Linked DNA regions of Homo sapiens: region 1 is linked to region 2. A link is an interaction called in ENCODE POLR2A ChIA-PET data of the cell type or tissue named here. Cell type or tissue: MCF 10A. All regions are shown on one strand. Each heading gives the region's core, and the rest is flanking DNA. Links, peaks and the distances in the headings are about the cores only.

Evidence for each region. Peaks named below come from ENCODE experiments on the same cell type or tissue, not always from the same donor. Only the 100,000 strongest peaks of a DNase experiment are listed, where the experiment ranks them.
Region 1: POLR2A ChIA-PET joins it to region 2 with 5 read pairs; 3 of 35 experiments call an interaction of 5 or more read pairs at or near these places.

Annotation. Positions count from the first base shown.
Region 1 is chrX:41,463,221-41,466,133 of GRCh38, forward strand. The region is part of intron 2 of NYX (nyctalopin); the gene reads left to right. Among named protein-coding and RNA genes, the nearest start is that of NYX, 17 kb to the left of the region's middle. In MCF 10A, for the core only: no CTCF peak of the experiment used is centred there; no DNase peak of the experiment used is centred there.
Region 2 is chrX:41,405,073-41,407,985 of GRCh38, forward strand. No RefSeq gene overlaps it. Among named protein-coding and RNA genes, the nearest start is that of NYX, 41 kb to the right of the region's middle. In MCF 10A, for the core only: no CTCF peak of the experiment used is centred there; a DNase peak (open chromatin) is centred at 1,339.

The sequences.
Region 1 (2,913 bases), core at 275-2,774, 58 kb after region 2:
CTACCTTGAATTAATCTTGTATTGCTTCAAGTATAATGTAAGATCCTTATGAGAGTACAATTCAATTCACCTCCCTTCTCATCCTTCATGTAATTGTTGTCATAGTTTTCATTTACGTGTTTTAAACTCCACAATACATTGTTATTTTTGTTTTAAATAGTCACTTGTCTTTTAAGCAATTAAGGTGAGAAATAGTAGTCTCTTTTTTTTTTTTTTTCTGAGACGGAGTTTTGCTCTTGTTGCCCAGGCTGGAGTGCAGTGGCGCAATCTCGGCTCACTGCAACCTCTGCCTCCTGGGTTCAAGCGATTCTCCTGCCTCAGCCTCCCGAGTGGCTGGGACTACAGGTGTGCGCCACCACACCCAGCTAATTTTTGTATTTTTAGTAGAGACGGGGTTTCACCATGTTGGCCAGGATAGTCTAGATCTCTTGACCTAGTGATCTGCCCGCCTCGGCCTCCCAACGTGCTGGGATTACAGGCATGAGCCACCACGTCCAGCCCAATGCCTGGCTAATTTTTTGTATTTTTAGTAGAGACAGGGTCTCATCATGTTGGCCAGGCTGGTCTTGAACTCCTGACCTCAGGTGATCCACCCCCCCATCGGCCTCCCAAAGTGCTGGGATTACAGGGGTGAGCCACCGTGCCGGCCAGTAGTCTTTTATATTTAGTAACATACTTACCATTTCCATCGCTCTTTATTCCTTCTTGTAGACCTAATTTTCATCTACCAGCATTTTCTTTCAGACTGAAGAATGTCTTCATTTCCTGTGCAGAAGATCTGCTGGAGAAGAATTTTCTCAGATTTTGTTTACCTGAAAATATCTCTATTGCCCTTCATTTCTGAAGATATTTTTACTGGAGAGAGAGAGAATTCTAGGTTGCCAAATTTTGCTTTTCATTCAGCGCTTAAAGAGCACTAATCCCATTCTTTTTTTTTTTTTTTAAAACAAGGTCTGGCTCTGTGGCCCAGGCAGGAATTCAGTGGCATGATCTCCACTTACTGCAACCTCTGTCTCCTGGGCTTAAGCGATCCTCCCACCTCAGCCTCCCAAGTAGCTGGGATTACAGGCACATGCCACCACACATAGTTAATTTTTGTGTAGAGACAGGGTTTTGCCATGTTGCCCAGGCTGGTCTCAAACTCCTGGGCTCAAGCGATCCACCCACCTCGGCCTCCAAAAGTGCTAGGATTACAGGCATGGGCCACTGTGCCCAGCCACTAATCCCATTCTTGATCATCCACTCTCCTGACCTAAGTACCTCTCAAAGTCTCCATCTCCTAATACCATCACTTTGGGGGTTAGGATTTCAACACATAAATTTGGAAGGCGGACATAAACATTCAGACCATAACTGTGATTATCTTTTACTGTTTTTTACTCTATGTAATATGTCTTTTTGTTTTGGATACTTTTAAGAATTTTCTATCTTTGGCTATGATGGGCCGTGCGTGTGTGTGTGTGTGTGTGTGTGTGTTTTATGTTACTTGGGGCTTGCTAAGCTTCTTGTTTTAATCAAATTTGGAAACTGTCATCAACTATCTTTTAGCCATATTCTGTATCTTCTCTCCTCTGAGACTCCACATACATGTATATTAGTCTAATTGCTTGATATTGTTCCACAGGTCATTGAGGCTCTGATAATTTTTCCCCCAGTCTTCTTTTTATTTTCTCTCTGTGCTTCACTTTGGTTAATAACTACTCGCCTCTCTTCAAGTTTATGAAGATTTTCTTCTGCAGTGTCTAATCTGCTATTTATCTTATTCAATAATTTTTAAAATTTCAGCTATTGTTTCAGTACTAAGATTTCTACTGGGTTCCTTTTTAGAGTTTCCATACCTCTTCTAAAATTCAGATTCCCCATGTCTTTGCCCATGATCCCTATCTTTTCCTGTAAATTCCTTAACATATTTATAGCAAATCTTTGCTTGGTAATTCCAACATGTGGGCTGTCTGAATCTGCTTCTGCTGTTTTTTTTTTCCTTCTTGACAAGTGTCATGTTTGCTGCTTCTTCACATGTCTACTAGTATTTGGTTGTACACTGGATACTGCGGAGCCAGTGGTAGAAACTCTGGATTCTCTTGTCTTCTGTTGAAGAGTGTAGAATTTTGTTCTGGCATTCAGTTAAATTACTGGCAGATCACCTTGTTCCCTGAAAGCCTTGGTTTTAGGCTTTTTAAGGGTAGGACTACTTGAGTTTTGCCTTTAGTCCTGGGAAATGGTCTTCACTCCTGAGGCATGGTCCTTTGGGGTTTCAGTGGAAAGCTCAAGGTATTTGACAAGCTCCTCTAACTTGGCAGACCTTGAACTCTTTTTTTTTTTTTTTTAAGATAGAGCCTTGCTCTGTTGCCCAGGCTGGAGTGCAGTGGCATGATCTCAGCTCACTGCAACCTCCACCTGTAGTCCCAGCTACCTGCCCCCCGAGTAGCTGGGACTACAGGTGCCTGTCACCACACCCAGCTATTTTTTTTTTTTTTTTGTATTTTTAGTAAAGATGAGGTTTTACCATGTTGGCTGGTCTCGAACTCCTGACCTCAAGTGATCTGCCTGCCTCGCCTTCCCAAAGTGCTGGGATTACAGGCGTGAACCACCACGCCCAGCTGGGACCTTGAACTCTTAAACTGCCTCCTGTCACTGGGCAATTGCTAAAATCTCTGTTTAGGTCTTTTGGTGTTTAGTTCTTGCTTTCCCCTTGGGCTCCCTGGAGTCATCCCACACATATGCCCTTCAGAACTCAGCCAAGGACATAAGGGGAACCTGTATACTAACTTTGTGGCTCCTCTTTTGAGGCTCCCTTTTTCCATGTTTTCCCTCCTCAATTTCCAGCCACTGTGGCAGCTATAAATGCTGACCTCTAAGCTGTCAGCTTGCTTTCTGCTTTAGCTTCACTCACCATGTGCTGTGTGGACTTGA
Region 2 (2,913 bases), core at 194-2,693:
GGTGCTGATGAAAAAATGCAAGTTTTAACTATGTGAAAATTGATGCTTAGTACAATCTGAAACCATGGTTGTGTTAGATAATGATGTGAGCCGTTTAAAAGATAACTTTTTCTGATTAGAAAAGTACTCTTCCACTTTAACAGAAGAATTTCATGAAAATCTTCACACACACAATAGAGGCTACAGAACTGGCGGAACTGCTGGTTTTGTTCATGAAGTCTGATTTCCTGCTGTAAAAAAGATTTATCCCACTTTTCCACTGAGTACAGAATGGCATAGGGTCAACTTTGTAAAACTACATGTTCTTCTCATACCTTTTGTGCTCATTTTGACAGTAAAATAAAAATCGCATTTAACTGTTTTCCCCGAACTCTTCAAACAACCTGGAACTGTTGACAAATTTAGCCAGACTGACTCACACACACCCCAATTGGGACAGCCAGTGGAAGCATTCCACCGGTCCCCAAGCCTTCAGTCGGTGGGGAGTCACCCCATGCCTCCCTGCCTCCCACTCAACTTGGCCCCTCTGAGTTCGGGCTCCTGATGCTGGGTTTTCTCTCTCATGTCTGGTCCTGCTGTTCCCCTTTGGTCTCCTCGAATGATCCCAGCTACCTCGGTCCTGGGCTCACCAGGCTCAGCTGGCTTGGCCTTGCCCCCGGCTCACTCTGCTCCAGCTGCGTCTTGCAGGTGCTCTGCACTGGCTTGGCTGTAGACGGAATCCCCAGCACTGGATTGTCTGGCCACTTGTCACTGAGACAGAGGTGCCAGGGACATGCCCTGCATTACAGGGATAGAGAAGAGATGGCTGTCAGGTCCCAGGGCCTGCCCTTGTTGGGGGTGCATACTATCATCCCCCTGCAAGTATGTGCCCAAGCTGAGAACAGGCTTGGGCAGCTCTTAGGGCCTGGACATCCGCTTTTGACCACCGAGCCTCTGTGGGGAGCCATCTGCTGGACTTTCTGATGGACCTGTCCCATCCTAGTGCCACAGTGACATCAAATAAGCCTCACTACCTGTGCTCAACAGACTGCCATCTGCCCTGCTTATCAAAGAGCCTTTCTTCCTCCACAGGCCACTCTCTACCAGATTTCCAATGGAGGCTGCAGTTTTATATAATTATAGCCTTCATTGAGTGTTTTCTGTGTGCCAGGCACTGCACTAAGCATTTTGCACAGATAATCTGCTTATGCCTAATTAAAACCCTGTGAGGTAGGTAGTATGTTCATCTCATTTCACAGATGAGGGAACAGAAGCTTCTAGAGTTTCCATCACTGGACAATAGTCACCACAGTTTTCCAATTCATGCCCCACAGCTAGACTGAATGACTCACCTGGCCCCACACTAAGTCATCATCCCCGAAGAGGCCAGCTGTAAATCTGCCTCCCTGTATCCAGAACATTCCATTCCTTGGACACTAGAACTTCCATCCTTATTCCCCCTGTGCCCTATCATAATGCCAGCTGCCTGTTAATATCTAGCAAGACTTCTCCTTGCCCTACCTAGTAGGACACAGCCCACTTCAGCTTTTTTATTTATTTTTTCTTTTTTTTGAGATGGAGTCTCACTCTGTCACCCCAGGCTGGAGTGTAGTGGCGCGATCTCAGCTCACTGCAACCTCCACCTCCTGGGTTCAAGTGATTCTCCTGCCTCAGCCTCCCGAGTAGCTGGGACTACAGGTGCATGCCACCACACCAGGCTAATTTTTGTATTTTTAGTAGGGGTTTCACTATGTTGGCCAGGCTGGTCTCAAACTCCTGACCTCAGGTGTTCCACCCACCTCGGCCTCCCAAAGTGCTGGGATTACAGGCGTGAGGCCACCACGCTCGGCCTTTAACAGCCCACTTCAGCTTTAAGGGAGGCCTATGGGATACCTTACAATATGGCCAGCAGACATTAGGCCCCAAGGAACAGAGTCAGAGAAAAGAGCCCAAGGCTCTCCCCCCTCTGTCCCCAACTGCTTCAGCTCTCCCAGTTGAGAAACAAGTCTACTTCTTGGCCCATGCAAGGTCACAGGCTTAATCAGTGCATGGAATTACACTGTCATTGATCTCTGTCCCAACAACATCTACCATCCCTGCCTTGGCTGGCTCATCTCCAGCCAGCCCCATTTCCTGATGTCTGAGTTTTCTATTGCTGCTGTAACAAATTATCACACATGGCCGGGCGCGGTGGCTCATGCCTGTAATCCCATCACTTTGGGAGGCCAAGGCGGGTGGATCACTTGAGGTCAGGAGTTCGAGACCAGCCTGGCCAACATGGTGAAACCCCATCTCTACTAAAAATACAAAAAATTAGCTGAGCGTGGCGGTGCGTGCCTGTAATCCCAGCTACTCAGGAGGCTGAGGCAGGAGAATCACTTGAACCTTGGAGGCGGAGGTTGCAGTGAGCCGAGATCCGCCACTGCACTCCAGCCCGGACAACAGTGTGAGACTCTGTCTCAAAAACAAACAAACAAACAAATTACCACACATTTAGTGACTTAAAACAATAGGTCGGGTGCAGTGGCTCATGCCTATGATCCCCACGTTTTGGGAGGCTGAGGTAGGAAGATCACTTGAGGCCAGGAGTTCGAGACCAGCCTGGGTAACATAGAGAGACCCTGTTGTTACAAAAAAAAAAAGAAGACAAGAAAGAAAAACCAAAAAAGATATCCATTTATTATCTTACAGTTTGGGAGGTTAGAAGTCCTAAAATCAAGGTGTAGGCTGTGTTCCTCTTTCTGGAGGCTGTAGGAGAGAATCCATTTTCTTGCCTTTTCCAGTTAGAGACTACCTGCATTCTGCATTCTTTGGTTGTTGGCCCCTCCCTCCATCGTCAAAGCCAGCAGCATAGCACCTTCAAATCTCTATTTCTCTCTTGGGCCTCTGTTTCCACTATGACATCACCTCTGACTCTGGCCCTCTTGCCTCCCT